Linked DNA regions of Homo sapiens: region 2 is linked to region 1. The links are chromatin loops, found by intact Hi-C in ENCODE. Cell type or tissue: heart right ventricle. All regions are shown on one strand.

The links. Hi-C counts contacts between places; a loop is a spot of excess contacts. Peaks named below come from ENCODE experiments on the same cell type or tissue, not always from the same donor. Only the 100,000 strongest peaks of a DNase experiment are listed, where the experiment ranks them.
Region 2: it touches region 1 in a loop (3.0-fold over the local background); 9 of 110 quality-filtered maps call a loop at or near these places.

What each region holds. Positions count from the first base shown.
Region 1 is chr7:107,577,013-107,585,012 of GRCh38, reverse strand. DUS4L-BCAP29 (DUS4L-BCAP29 readthrough) reads right to left here. Exons shown (of 13, transcript NR_163941.2): 7 at 4,149-4,254; 8 at 1,031-1,131. DUS4L (dihydrouridine synthase 4 like) reads right to left here. Exons shown (of 8, transcript NM_181581.3): 8 at 6,490-7,700. The coding sequence ends at 7,453. BCAP29 (B cell receptor associated protein 29) reads right to left here and starts at 4,767. Exons shown (of 8, transcript NM_018844.4): 1 at 4,712-4,767; 2 at 4,149-4,254; 3 at 1,031-1,131. The coding sequence starts at 4,240. RefSeq lists an enhancer at 4,260-4,329 and a silencer at 4,420-4,909. In heart right ventricle, a CTCF peak has its summit at 4,441; DNase peaks (open chromatin) are centred at 4,502 and 4,722; H3K4me3 peaks cover 4,626 bases; H3K27ac peaks cover 5,214 bases.
Region 2 is chr7:107,869,850-107,877,849 of GRCh38, reverse strand. It overlaps LOC105375444 (a long non-coding RNA gene), which reads left to right and starts at 6,969. Exons shown (of 3, transcript XR_927850.3): 1 at 6,969-7,008. It overlaps LOC105375445 (a long non-coding RNA gene), which reads left to right and starts at 3,615. Exons shown (of 3, transcript XR_927851.2): 1 at 3,615-3,729; 2 at 5,243-5,464; 3 at 6,891-6,926. In heart right ventricle, CTCF peaks have their summits at 2,809 and 3,018 (motif pointing right); no DNase peak of the experiment used is centred here; H3K27ac peaks cover 402 bases.

The DNA.
Region 1 (8,000 bases):
TGGTTTGACAAGAACCTAAAGGTCTACTTTTAATTTTTAAAATACTGTTACCATGAAAATTTAAAACATGCTGAAAAACGAGTACAGACATTATGTAAACAAATGGGCATGGTCATTTCCCAATAAAACTTTATTTACAAAAATAGGTATTTGGCCCACAGGCTATATAGGTTGCTGACCCTGCTATGTAACAATGCTGTTATCACAACTAAAGTTAACAAAAATTCCCTAATATTATACAATCACTCCATATTCAAATTTTTGCGGTAGTCCCCAAATCTATGTTGCAGTTTTGTTTGTTTGTTTGTTTTTTTAAGGAAGGATCTTGCTCTGTTGCTCAGGCTGGAGTGCAATAGTTCACTGCAAACTTGAACTTCTGGGCTCAGGCAATCCTCCAGTCTCTCAGCCTCCCGAGTAGCTGGGACTATGGGTGCACATCACCACACCTGGCTAATTTTTACATTTTTGTAAAGATAAGGTTTTGCTATGTTGCCCAGGCTAGTCTCAAACTCCTGGACTCAGGCAATCCTCCCGCCTTGGCCTCCCAAAGTGCTAGGATTACAGGCCTGAGCCACCTCGCCCGGCCATGTTTATTTTTTAATCCAGTCCAAATGCACACCCTGCATCTAAGACTCCTTTGGAGAGCCTAATGATTCTATTCTTTTATTTGCCTTTCTAACAGCTAAGCTCCTGGGTGCCTAGGACATCACAGTAACAAAGGAGAGACAACACCATGAAAAATAAAGTCTGGTAACTCTGAACAGCAAGGTATGCATTAATATACAGCATTTAAATCTTAAAATAACCTAGAAGGGGTTAAGAATCATTGTGCCCTGTTGAAACTTAAGCTTGAACATACAGAATGGTAGTATCTATCAACTGTGTATCAATAGATCAGTATCCACTCTATGTACTATCAATATACTATATAAAGTCAACTGTACACCAATTGTAACATCAACTCTATTAATTAAAAAGAAATTCATTTAAAAAAAGTTATATTTATTCAAAGAAGGGATCTAGTACTTACCTAGAAATAGAACAATCAATAGGATGATAATGGTAAGGAAAGCCTTGTTCCAAAAAGTTGCAATTTTACCCCAGACATTAAATGAAAAAATCTTCTGCCATCTGTAAAGCAATACAATTATATTAGGTATAAAAAAACTAAAATAAAGTTTTGAAATACTTTTTAAATACTGAAGTAACATTTTAGTAATTGTGTAGCAAGTGAAAATTACAGAAATTTAATTTTAAAATTTATTAATTCTGACATGACAGAATATCTCATGAATTAAAAAACAACTCTTTCAAATTTAATAATAACCTGATATTTGATTATCCTCTGTCTGGTGGCTTAAATATTCTAAAAGTAAACCATACATGAGCAAAACCTTAAAAAGGAATTCTTGCAGTAGTAAAATATTATATTGTTGATAGAAGCTACTACTCTGTATCTTTTTCATGGTCAGAGAAATGACTTAGAAATAAAGATATATTGTTCTAACAATTGGCAACATTTCAGGAGTGGGGTCTAACTCTGCATACTGATTTTTATATAGTACAATTTTAACGTATACTCCAACTAAAAGTTTCTCTACTTTAACCATGAGGGAATTATAAAAACTACCCAGGTATTATACACATAAATTGAAAAAATCTTAAATATGTAGCTTGATAATTTTCACACACACACTATATATATATATATAAAACCATGTAATTACTACAGATAAAGATGTGAACATAGAGGAAATGAGATGGGGAAATAGTCTAGGTGGATTGAACAGTATAAACAAAGACAGTGGTAAGAAAGCATGGGTTATAAATGGCAAAGTGGCAAAATAATCCATCACGCAATAGGAAAGGTAACAAACTTTGTACAAGGGCAATTTAAATGAGTAACACTTTAGTTGAAAGGAGGCAGAAAAATGTAGTAAGCACTTAAATAGCTTCAAGCACTTACAACTTGAAAAAAACAGTTTCACTTTAAGATTAGGACACATTTAAGATTTAAGATTAGGACAACTTCAAGTAACTACTTGAAATTGGTGGGTTGAGGGAGATTCATACAGATGAATCGGTTCATTTTGTCTCTGCTTCCAAGTCCAAGCATTTTATACAGCCAATATTTAAATTATGCAATATAAAATTTTATATTTTTAAGAGAACATAAGTGGTAATACCTTGATCTAGGTCCAAATGTAAATTTACTTATTTCTTCAAGGTTTGGTGTGGTGTAAAAGGGAATGTAAGAGATCTCTCATAGGGAACAACTAGCAGTTGAGCACCTTATCATAGCTAATACCTATTGTGTTCTCACTATATTATGGTTCTAAGTACTTTTACATGTTTTATCTCATTTAATTACAACAACTACCGTAAGGGGTAGACACTAGTACTACCTCCATTTTACAGATGGGGAAACAGATCAGAGAGGATCAAGAGCATGCCCAAGGTTAGTAACATGCAGTTATAGGTGACCTGATTTCTGAGCATGTGCCTTTAACCACTGGGTTATGTAAGAAAATAATAGAGACTAAATGATGAAATATTTTCTTTAAAGATTATGGTGATACAAATATAAAAGATAAAAAGATGTGGATACACACATAGGACATATTGTAAATGATCTGCGTGCATACATACCGTATTTTCTTTATATCTGTACATGAGAACACATTTATATATCATATGCAAATATACACACATCTATCTAATAGCTACTTGATCAGGATGGGTAAAATTTTTATTTGGCAGGAAGAAAAATATTGATCCATAAGTTACAGATCACTCTGATGGAGTAAAGATCAACTGACAATTTTTCCTTCTTTGCAAACCCTTAAGCCTTATCTATAAATTAGATGTTTATATACAAAATCTTTCTTTCTCTTGAGTATATAGGATTCTATCATTGCAAATATTACCAAAAAGCAAAACAGGGTGTTACTGAGTTTGAAACAAAACCTACAGGATGAGAGGCAGCATGATGGAGTAGAAAGAACACTGGACTAAGAGCCAGATTTTTTTCTAGAATCTGTCACTTACCAGCTAGGTAACCGTAGGCTACTTGCCCTCCTGGGTCTCAGTACGTGATATATAGAACATGGGTGGAATGGATCAAATAAGATCAAAGACCCTACAGTATGATTCAATTTTTTTTCTTTAGTAAGAAACAACTTACTGAGCTTAGCTTAGCTGATAGAGAAGGACAGAAGAGAGCAGAAATCCAGGCAGGTAAGGAGCAAGTTAGGAGTTGTGAAAGACTATCTGGACCCTGAGCTAAGGTGAAACTTTAAGAAGTTTCTCCCAGTCCTGGGATTTTAATACACTTTAGTGGGTTATCTCTAGGATCTCACTTATGAAATACTTTCTTTTATGCCAGGAGTATGAACAAATATCTTGCAATATTTTTATTACATGTGTATTTCCCCATTCATACTATCAAATTTCTGGATCTAAAATTAAACGACTAAAAAGTAGATTACTGCAAGGGTAAAATGAACCACTGCTTGGCTTGAAACACTGTACTTGGTTCTTCAAGACCTTAGAAGTTCCGTCACTAACGAACTAATGCTAATACATGGTTGTGATACTTTTCACATTCAGCACTTTTAATATACATTCATTAATTTTATGTGAAATCAAAAGTAGTAAAATTGTCATTAATGAAACTAACGGTTACAAAGGCGAAAACTAAGAATAATTTATTGGCTTTGGTTTCTAAATTGCTGTTCCAGTGCCTCAGTGAAACACTTTTACACCCATGCTGTACTGTAAACATGATTTATCCACTTATATTTATTTAGTTCATGGCTCCAATTCAGGGCAATAAAACAAAGGTAAAACCTGAGACAAGGCAGGGCAGGTGTTAAAAGTATAATCGTTGCTTTATTATATCTGTAATCAACAGAATCAAAAGTATAGGCGCCTTTTCTTTTAGAAGGGAAGAAAAAGTTATTTCACTTGTACACGTAACAGAGTTTTATATAAAATGTTATTTTAATATTGTCATTATATACTACCTAATTCGTTAGGTGAGTTTATTTTCAAAGACTTTCGAAACTTTTTAATGTTCAGAAAACTTTTTCCATTTTACATTAAGAGCGATCCAATATTTATTAGTTAACGATTTGAAGGTTTCCTACCTCTGAGGAGGAATAAAAGGTAGGCAGAAGATTAAAATGAGTCCTATTTCGGCATAAAGAAAGGTTGCCACTGCAGCCCATTGGAGTGTCATTTTTTTCTTCACACCTAAATGGAAAAACACTTATTTTCTCTTGCTTCCTTTCAAACAAAACCGGGTTCAAGGCCCCGAGGCGCAGCGTTTTTGTCCAGGGGATGGACAGTGTTCCACCTTCCCCCACCTGGGAAGGCAAGCACGGACCCCGGTCAGGAAGGGGAAAAGGGTGGCCCGGGAAGCGGGTGTCGCCACCTCCCTGGGAGTCGTGGGAACTGGCGAGGCGGCTCGCTGGCCACTGCCTTTTCCGCCAGCTTCGCGGCGACAGAAGCCCAACGCCTCCCTCCACCAACGCCCGGCTTCCCGGCCCTCCCGCTCCCAGAAGGCGCCGCGGGCCCTCGACCACCGCGCCGCGGACCGGGCCGGGCCGGGTCGGGCCAGGCCAGCTCCGCGGGGTTCTCCAGACCAGGCAGCGGCGCTCTCCCTCCGCGGCCTACGCCCCACGGGTCCCCGGGTCGCAGAAGCCCTTACCCGCCGGCAGCCCGCCTGGCTCCCTGCGCTGCTCCGCGGCCGCCGACGCGCGGGACGTCAGACGCCGCGGCTGGGCGGGGGAGGGGAGCCAGGGCCCCACCCCGCCTCACGCCCCGCAGGCTCCCGCCCGCGGGTCCGTCCCGGCTGAGGTCACAGGCGGCGCGACCACGTTTATTGGCAACAGTTGTTTTCTAATTGGCGGCAGGTCAGAGAATGAGTTAGACTTTTGACCTGATGCTTGGAGGTCGGAGCGCAACTTCTTCAGGAGGACAGACTTTCCACTGCTAAGTGCGGCCCCGGCGGGAGGGTGCCGGGGTCCAGGTCTAAGGAGCGGCGCCGGGCGGCGGGGCTGGATTGGGTGGTGCAAATTCAGCGAACGCGCTTAAGACGCACTCCTTTCCGGTCACCTACTCTCTCTTCATGGTGGGAACTGTTTGTGTCCAGAATTAAGCTATATTTAATAAAGGGCCAGGATGAGGTGGTCGTGCAGCATTTTGTTCTGGAGAACCTAGGATCAACTGTATGTCACAACATATTCCGTAGGCGTTCCCGTTCCCGTCCATGGGCTGGGAAGAGACAGTAAACTTTACCGTGATGTTTGGGGACTGGTACGAAAGGTGGGTATGGGGATATTCTTTCACTATTTTCCAGCTTTTCAAACTGTGCGTGTACATTTAAGTTGTTGAGTTTTTTCAATATTGACAACGTATCAGGAATTTAATAAAAGTACTATCCTGGTAACAATTATTTGGGGAATAGTAAATAAATGTTGAAAATTGATAATTATAGAATATAAAACATTCAAAAACACATTTAAGTTGGTGCTTTTTCTTAATTTATCACTAATATTCTGGATCACATGTAACAGAAAAAATAGAAAAATAGACTTTGAACATAAATTAACCATAAGGAAGATTTTTTTTTTTTTTTTGAGATGGAGTCTCCCAATGTCGCCCAGGCTGGATTGTGGTGGTGCGATCTCGGCTCACTGTAGCCTCTGCCTCCCAGGTTCAAGTGATTCTCTGGCCCCAGTCTCCAGAGTGGCTGGGATTACAGGCGCCTGCCACCATGCCTAGCTAATTGTTGTATTTTTAGCAGAGACAGGGTTTCACCATGTTGGCCAGGCTGGTCTCGAACTCCTGGACTCAAGTGATCTGCCTGCCTTGGCCTCCCAAACTGTTGGGATTACAGGTGTGAGCCACCGCGCCTAGCCAGGAAGTTACTTTTTTTTTTTTTTTTTTGAGACAGAGTCTTGCTCTGTTGCCCAGGCAGGAGTGCAGTGGCGCAATCTCAGCTCACTGCAAGCTCCACCTCCCAGGTTCACACCATTCTCCTGCCTCAGCCTCCTGAGTAGCTGGGACTATAGGCGCCCGCCACCACGCCCAGCTAATTTTTGTATTTTTAGTAGAGACGGGGTTTCACCGTGTTATCCAGGATGGTCTTGATCTCCTGACCTCGTGATCTGCCCGTCTTGGCCTCCCAAAGTGCTGGGATCACAGGCGTGAGCCACCGCGCCCGGCCAGGAAGTTACTTTTAATCAAAAGTGTTAGAACTTCTTGCCCATCCACGCTGGTTCCTTCCAAACACCGAGCACATTACTCTAGTGATGATGCTGTGCTCACAACACTAGGGTAATTCAATTCAGAGTTCTGACCATACCTCCCTATTTTGTACAGTATTCATAGAAAATGAAACAGCGAGTTATCTTTAAAAAAAAAAATGCATTAACTGAAAAGTGAAAACAGAATGTACTGAGAAAAAAGATGGCACCACAGTGCTTATGTTAAAATGGATTCATTCAATATTCCCAAACGTGAATTAAACAGTTTTACATAATTGTTTCCTTATAACAGTTTTCATGTTGGCAAAACAAAATAATACTTTAATTATGAACGGTTTTATTTCAGTCTGAGATACTTAATTCTTGCAGTGCATGCCCACCGATAACAAAATCTATTAATAACACTCCAAAACCATGGGACTTTAAAGTTACAATCAACGGCTGAGAGGCACAAAAGTAATTAGGTTTTAAAGTTAAAAACAAAACCTGGTTACTATTCTCTAGGAAATATTTCAAATATATAATCATCTCCAGGTTGGACACCAAATTTCCTATACTTAAGATATGGTAGATTGCAATTAATTTTATCTTTTTAGGTAGGAGATTATTAAGCTTTCAATCTTTGGAGGACCTAGAAGTTTTGAAATGTACCAAATTTAATGTCATTAACCAAATGGAATTTTTAATATAAGTTCTGAGTGCAATTCTATTCAGAATTTCCTGTTCTTTTTCATTTTGGATGGATGTTGGTATTTGTTCCACCACTTTTTTGCACCTGCATACTTCTTGTTAATTTATAGATACTATAAGCCATAATTTCTTAGTATTAAATTTTATTTTAAAATGTTAAAAACATGATTAGGAAAAAATTCCCACTCTACCCATCCCCCCAATATCTATAGAACAGGATTCAGAGCAGTATTTGTCAATGTTTGCCTAGGATGATCAGGATGTTTGAACCACTGGGAGTTTTCTTTAAACTGTGTATTTCTGGGTCTACTCCAGATCTACCTAATCAGAATCTCTGAGGGTGGTGTCTACAACTGATTTTTAAAAAACGCTCCCAGGAATTGTTTTTATACTAAAATTTGAGAGCTACTGGTTTAAGGTACAAAATATGACCTTCTGTGGTTTCACTGTGGGTCTAAAAGTATATATTAAAATTATTTGGGAAGTCTAGTCAAATGCCATAATGGTCTGTAAGGTAATCTATGATTGCTGATGTGCTTGACAGAGCATTAAATACCCTTTTTTCCTGCCTTGAAGTTATCTTTTCCATCATGTACATTAAATGTTGATGGAAACACATGTAAGGAGTCCCGAGTTCAAGAGCAATGTCAACCCAGTCCCAGATGCATTTCAGTGGGGTTTCCTCATATCCAGCAAACATGGCCGGGTTTGCTAAGAGTCCTCTTGCAACCATCACACCTACAAATTAAAGCACACCATATTTGTCCATACATTAAGAACCCCTGGTTATTAGTTCAAGCTCAATGAAGCAAACAGTATATTTTTAAAAAGTATTATCACAAGGTTTTGTAATGTCTTTATTGCATTAATATGTTTAATCCGATTACAAAAGAATTAATTTTGGTACCTTTTGTAAACCAGGAAAGTTTAAATGTACGTACAGAAATCTTTATTTTTTAAAGATTTCTACATTAAACCATTAGTCTTTAGTTTTTCTTTAGGGTAAATCTGGATTGTCATAAATTGGGCTGCTTAAAG
Region 2 (8,000 bases), 290 kb before region 1:
CCAGCTAATTTTTTGTATTTTTAGTAGAGACTGGGTTTCACCATGTTGCCCGGATTGGTCTCAAACTCCTGGGCTCAAGCTATCTGCCTGCTTCAGCCTCCCAAAAGAATTCACTTTCAGAGTACATTTTGAGTCACTTGAGTCTCTACAGGTATTCTATAGTGAATCTTCCATAAAATGGATTAAAGTAGTTGCCATGAAATATGAGTCTTTAATGAGCTCTAAGAGCAAGTATTAATTGCACTTTACATTTTATAGAATTCTGTCACAGACATTACCAGTACTGGTCTACATAGTAGTAATCCTGACATCGATATTATTATTATCATTACTTCTGATAATAAAGCATGAAACTACTGCTTTAATATGATTGAGTTGCTGGTCGAAGCTTACAAGTCTGACAAGTGATTAAGACAGAACTCATATTCAGAATTTCTGATCCCAAGTCCCTCACTCTTTTTATAAAATGACTCTCTGCCTCTAACCATTTTTACGGGACTTGAACCAACACAATTATACTGTTGATCTGTTCAATCAATTGAAAAAAATCTAAATGCCTCTGAAACCCATAGATGCCTTCTCGCTTCCTTTCTCTCTCTAACTGAGACTGAGATAAGAGGAACGGGAGAACTGGAGTGTATCTCTTAAAGGCCACTTTCTGCCAGCTTATGAAGGATTTCCTCTCCATGGTCTTTGTTCTCACAGAATTTAAACCCCTTCAGGTGGAAATGGTACTTGAGGGAAAATACTTATCTCTTTCAACACATTTCATTTAATATTTCAAGTTAAGAAAGAATTAAGAAACAAAACAAGAAGTGAAATGACCCAAACACTCAAGATCTGTGAATAAATCCACATTGAAGTGGAAAAGTTATTGCTATATCCAAGGATTAAAAGAGCATGAAATAATGTAGGAGAAAATTGTGGTAGGGCATTAGAAAATCTATTAGGCAGAGAGGAACTGGAGTTTGCTCTTCACATGACAGGGTATAAAGAGGTACATACGGGCGGGTTTAAGAATGAACTAGATGTGGCCAGGCACGGTGGCTCACGCTTGTAATTCCAGTACTTTGGGAAGCTGAGGGGGGTGGATCACGAGGTCAGGAGTTCAAGACCAGCCAGGCCAACATAGTGAAACCCCGTCTCTACTAAAAATACAAAGATTAGCTGGGTGTGGTGGTATGCACCTGTAATCCCAGCTACTCGGGAGGCTGAGACAGGAGAATTGCTTGAATCCGGGAGGCAGAGGTTACAGTGAGCTGAGATTGCACCACTGCACTCCAGCCTGGGTGACAGAGCAAGACTCCATCTCAAAAAAAAAAAAAAAAAAAAAAAAAAGAATCAACTAGATGTAATGGGATTAGATGAAGTTTGAATGCAAGAGCTGTAACTACCATACAAATATAGCTATCCCTACCAATACTATTACGGATGGGTTCTCTGATATGCTATAACAAAGAACATAATTATTATCTGCCACAGATGGGATATTTCTTTGATTCCTATCCACAAACGAAGTAGGTATTTCTTATTTATTTACTTAAGTCAAGAAGATAGATGCTGAAAGACATAATCTCTACAATTCTTCCTTTCTGCATCTCTTAGAGAATTGCCAATTTTTGCTATGCCAACAGTGATACACTTCATCATGATTTTTCTGACAAAATCACCTTTAGCATGTTAAGCTAAAACGTGTTCCCATCTAATTTTTTTCTGGAGGCATGTGAAGTCAATTCTTTTAAGTTCATCTTTTAAGTTGTTCTCCCCAAGATGACAAAATTCTATCCCATGGTAGCAATTAATCAACAAATCAACATGTAGTACCCACAGTATGTCCAGCATTATACATGCTGCTGTGAAGAATATAAAAACATATTGTTCTTTTTTTTTTTAATTTTTTTTTTTTTTTTTTCTGAGATGGAGTCTTGCTCTGTCACCCAGGCTGGAGTGCAGTGATATAATCTCGGCTCACTGCAACTTCCGCCTCCTGGGTTTAAGCAATTTCCTGCCTCAGCCTCCCAAGTAGCTGGGACTACAGGCAGGCACGCACCACAGCACCCGGCTAATTTTTGTATTTTTGGTAGAGACGGGATTTCACTATGATGGCCAGGCTGGTCTTGAACTCCTGACCTCAGGTGATCCGCCCTCCTCGGCCTCCCAAAGTACTGGGATTACAGGCGTGAGCCATTGCGCCTGGCAATTTTGTTTGTTTGCTTAAATTTTATGGAAAATTTCAAACATACACAAAACAAAGTAGCATAATAAACCTTCATAAATCCTTCACTGAGTTTAAACCATGATCAGATTATAGCCAATATTGCTTTACTGCTCACTTCCCTTCCATTTTATTTTGAGACAAATCCCAGTAGTCATATAATTTCACCTATAACTAGTTCAGTGTGTATCTGTAAAGGATAAGGATTTTTTTAATATAAGGATTTAAAAAAAACAAAATAAAATTTAATTCCATAATGTTATCAAATTTCCAGTCACTGTTCAAATTTCCATTAAGACTTGTTATTCTTCTTAACAATAACATTGACAGCGTTCTTTATATACATCAGGCACTGTGCCAAATAATTTATAAACACTATGCAATTTAATCTTCACAATAACGCTATGAAGAAGGTAGCATTATTATCCTATATTTTATAGCTGAAGGAACTAAGGCTCAGAGATGTTAAGAAATTTTCTCTGGTCAATGCCTTCAGAAGGTGAAGAAAATCTGCAGAAACAGAAACCAAGGTCACTTACAGTGGATTGCTGACAGGATAATAGGGTTATATTTAAAGGAAATCTATCTGTTCTGTAGCTGACAACAACAACAACATTCTGTTAGACGTAGGCCTGATAATCCATAATGCACAACTATTAAGATTTTTCTGTATTCTGTAATAAATAAGAATTCTAAAGAAAAGTCATTTCAGGATGCAGTTGAGGAGGTGTCTTGCCAGAAGTATAAAGGGGCCCACAAATGACCAGCTTCATTTTTTCGGTTATGAACCTGTAATATGTGACACAACCAATAGATGGCGGCAACATGGCAGCAATATTAAACGTCTCTGATCCTATCTTGCTCTATCCAGTAACAACCCTGCTTCACTCTGGATTGCTCCAGCATATTTCAGCAGATGTCTCAGTACTCTGAGCACTCTAAAGGTAATTTTGGGAACACAGAAAAAATGAAAGTGTAGGTTAGTGTTTCTCAAAGTATGTCTCACAGGCCCTCCACCCCCCAACACATCATCAGTTGGAAGCCTTGTTAAAATGATGAGTTTTGATGACTTGGTACAAGAAATGATATAAAACATTTTAATCATCATTTATGTTGATTACATGCTGAAAGAATAACATTTTGGATATACTAGGTTAAATAGAATGTATCATTATATTTAATTTCACCTTTTTTTTCACTTTTTAAAGTGTGGCTACCAGAAAATGTAAGATTACATATGTGGCTTATATCTGTGCCTCACATTTATGGCTCCCCTTATATTTCTATTGGACATGTCTGCCCTGTAGAGATGTGACTCAAGCCTGGCCAATCAGAGCAACACATTCCCATGGCCACAGGAATCGGTTTAGGGACTTAGGACAGAATGAGAAAGAATGAAACACACCCTTGTTCCTTTGAGATGTCCATCTGAGTGGATATAGAAACTGAAGCCATTGCAACTGCCTTGCCTCCATGCGTGGTCCTATGATGGAGCAAACTCTAAGGAATTAGAGGTAATCAAGGAGAGAAATGGCATCACAGTGATACGGAGTCCTGGATGATGTTGTGCCTGTCCTTATTTCTGTTTCTGGACTCCCCAGTTATATGAGCTGATACCTTCTCCTTTTTGCTTAATCTAATTTTGGTTAGAATTTCTATTGCCTGTAACAGAAAAATGCCTAAATCAGTACATTGGCATTAGTGAATGAACTTTGTGAACCAATTTCAGTTAAAAAGAAGCCATAATTTAAGGGATTGAAAGCAGAGTGATAAGGAAATATAGGCAGAAAATGTAAACATGATGTTTGGTGGTAAAAGGAAAGATAGGCCGGGCATGGTGGCTCACGCCTGTAATCCCAGCACTTTGGGAGGCCCAGGTGGGCGGATCACAAGGTCAGGAGTTGAAGACCAGCCTGACCAACATGGTGAATCCCCATCTCTACTAAAAATACAAAAATTAGCCAGGTGTGGTAGTGCGTGCCTGTAGTCCCAGCTACTCAGGAGGCTGAGGCAGGAGAATCCCTTGAACCCAGGAGGCGGAGCTTGCGGTGAGCTGAGATTTCACCATTGCACTCCAGCCTGGGCGACAGAGTGAGACTCTGTCTCCAAAAAAAAAAAAGAGATAGCTAAGTCAGGGTCTGCTCAAAGGAGTATTGGTTCAAAGGAAGCAGATTTTCTGTTTGTTGGTTTGGGGAGATCTGTAATATCCTCATTGCCTAGTTTTCCCTGGTTTGGGGTAAAAAAGAAACAAGGAATGTCTTCTCATCACCCTCTCAAAAGTGTAGCATTAAAGTCTAGGCTTTCCTTATCTTAGAAAAGAGACTTCTTGAAGTAACCCAAGCAACAAGTGATACATTCCTGAACTACGTTCATAGAGGTGGAGGGAAGAAAAGAAATTGAAGAGGCAGTAAAGAATGCACAGTTAAAAGGCTAGTGGTTTACTAGATGTAGGGGATAAAAAAGAGAAAGATAAAGATGGCTGGGCACAGTGGCTCATGCCTGTAATCCCAGCACTCTTGGAGGCCAAGGCAGGAGGATGACTTGAGCCCAGGCATTCAAGACCAGTCTGGGCAACATAGGGAGACCACCCCCCGCACCCCACTATACCCATCTCTACAAAATAATTTTTCAAAAAATTAGCTGGGTGTAGTGATGGATGCCTGTGATCTCAGCTACTCAGGAGGCTGAAATGGGAGGATTGACGGAGCCCAGGAGGCCGAGGCTGTAGTGAGCTATGATCATACCACTGCACTCCAGCCTGGGTGACAGAATAAGACCCTGTCTCAAAAGAGAGAGAGAGAGAGAGAAAGAGAAAGACAAAAATGACCTTCAGTTTCCTGACTTAGGATACTTGGTTTCTGGTGATGCCTTTCACCCACAATGGAGTACAGGAGCAGGAGCAGGTATGATGGAGGTGCGGGGTATGTTTTTTTATACATGCCAGTTCATCTCTTTGCTGTCCTAGGGCCACTGGAACTGGCCTGAGGATGCCCCCTTACCTTTTCTTTCATTTTTCTTTATTCAAAGGGCTACTCCAAGAAACCCTCACTCTCTGCAGATCTCCAGACAAGAACTTGACAGCAGTCTTCATGGATATAGAAAAATCCCTCACCCTCGGGGACACTCATCAATCTCTCCTAAATATGCTCAGCTAACTTTCCACCCACAGCCGCACATTTGGCTGCACAGCTAGTATCCAGCCTGGGATCAAGAAGCCAGTCTCCCCTTCTTGTAGGACCTCCGGTCTTTGTGAGTGATTCCCTCAGAGACCCACGACACATTGCATGGGGGTGGGGTGGGGAAGACACTTCCCGGTGGATGAAAGCTCAAGAACTCTCAACTCCTACTCCACCACAAATCACATCCCCTTCCCCAGGCCTCTCCTTATTTAGAGGGCAACTAGTGTAGGGGAGGTAGTAGATGGCAGAGGTAGTAGATGGCTACTTCTGTGTATGGCTTGGGGGAAGAACCTTACCATATTTTTTAGTGGTTTTCTTCAGAATGCTGGGAATAAGAGCTTTTTTGTTTTTTGCTTGGGTTCCAATCACCAGAGTGCTAGAAGGAATGAATGAGGGAAACCTGGTAGAGCTGGGGAAAGAAGATTCCGGGCAGAAGGACCAACAATGCAAAGACCCCAAGGTGGAAAATGTCTCAGCATGTTTAAAGATCAGAAGAAGGCACAAATCTCAAGATCCTTAGCACAACCTATAAGGATCTTGAGGAAATTGCATCTACTTGTCTTTGCCCTTGTCCATCAATGCATTTCCCACTCCGCCTTCTGAGCACCAGTTTTCTATTGCTACACAGCAGGCTGTCCCAAAACACACTGGCTTGCAACAACAATGATTATATCTCATGAGTCTGGGGTTGACTGGACTCAGCTAGGCGGCTCATGTGTGCCATGTGGTTATTCACATAGGTGTGCAGTTATGTGCATAGCTTCATTCATCTGGAAGCTTAGCTGAGGCTGAAATGTCTAAGATGGCCTCATTCATATGTCTGGGGCTTGGTTATTGACAATTCTGTTGTCTTCTTGGTGCTTCTGCCCATGGCCTTTCTCTCCACACAGTCTTTCATTGGTCAATAGTCTGACCCAAGTACTTTACATGGCAACTGGCTTCTACAAAGGTGATAACTAAATTTCCTAGCCTTGGAAATTTCACAAGATCACTTCCATTACATTCTACTAATAAGTCAAGTTACATGACCAGCCCAGAGTCAGTATCCCAAGTCTGGATGGGAAGAACGAGAAAGAATTGTGGCCATCTTTAAACTGCCATATTCTGGCAAAATCAATTTACATTTTTATTTTTTGAACACCATGCTGCTTCATTACTTGTGTCTTTGGACACAGAATTACTTCTGTCTGGACTGGCTTTTTCCTTTCCCTTTCTATTATCTTTATTAGTTACCTTATTAAATTACTTTGCAAGTTTCTTAAACCTCCACAGTGACCAGTCATTGGATATAGGCAATGACCTTGGGCATGGCAGCCCTCTTCAGTCTAGGGCAATTTCTGGAGAGGGCTGGCAGCCCTGGCAGCTGGAGGAATTAGTATGTTAATTTTGAAGGGGTATCTGGGTGGTATAGCACAATGTCCATTGCATCCTACTGCCCTCCCGCATCTTCTGTCTCTGTGTTGATAATCTGTTTTTTGTTTTGTTTTTTGAGACAGGGTCTTATTTTGTCACCCAGGCTGGAGTGCAGTAGTGCAATCATAGCTTGCTGCAGCCTTGAACTCCTAGGCTCATGTGATCCTCCCGCCTCAGCTTCCTGAGCAGCTGGGACCACAGGTATGTGCCACCACACCTGTTGTTTTGTAGAACTAATTGTTGTGTTTTTTGTAGAGACAGGGGCCTCCCTATGTTGCCTAAGCTGAGCCAAATTCATGAGCTCAAGTGATCCACCCACCTCGGCCTCCCAAAGTGCTGGGATTACAGGTTTGAGCCACTGCACTCAGCTGATCATCTGTTCTTCACAAGCCTTATTGGAGGCACTGTTGCTTCTGAACTCCAGCCCTGTGGCTGGAATAATTACCCTTGTTTCCATTCGTCCCCGAGTTTTCAAATATTTACTGTACCTTAACTCACTGCTTTAATTTGTCACATATAGTCTCTAACCCATCCAGTTATCACTTGTTGTGTCTTCTTGAAGCTTACCCTGTTCTCAGTTGACCCATTACTTGTCAACAGCCCCCGGATCTTGAGTTTTGGCTCTCTGTGAATACCAGCTTTTGTTCCCTGGCTCTACTCTTCTAGTGTCTCTCCAGTTTAGGACACTTGTCTAATTTCATGGCCATCCCTGTTTGAGTCAGTGAACCTACATATGAAGAAATATTTTAGTTCACTAATAATCACAAAAATGCAAATAAAACAATTTTGACTTTTTTTCATGTATAAGATTATCAAATATTTAAAAGGCTGACAAAATCTTTGAAAAATGGCACTACTCTGTTTTCTCACACTGTTGGTGTGGTTAAATTGATATGATCTTTCTGGAGAAGAGTTTTTCAACATATTTATCATCATGTAAATTATCTAGCAATTGAATTTCCAGTTATTTATACTAACAAGTTATTTTTGCAGGTGTGAAATGATTTATAAATAAGGATATTCATTGTAATAAAATAGGAAAATTGGGAAGATAAACTAAGTGTCCATCAATTAATAAGTAAATTAGGGAATAAAGATACAATTTTATGGAAACATTAAGATGAGGAATACATTTATATTTATGTACATGAAAATATGTTTATGGTATCACTAAATGAAAAAATCAAGTTACA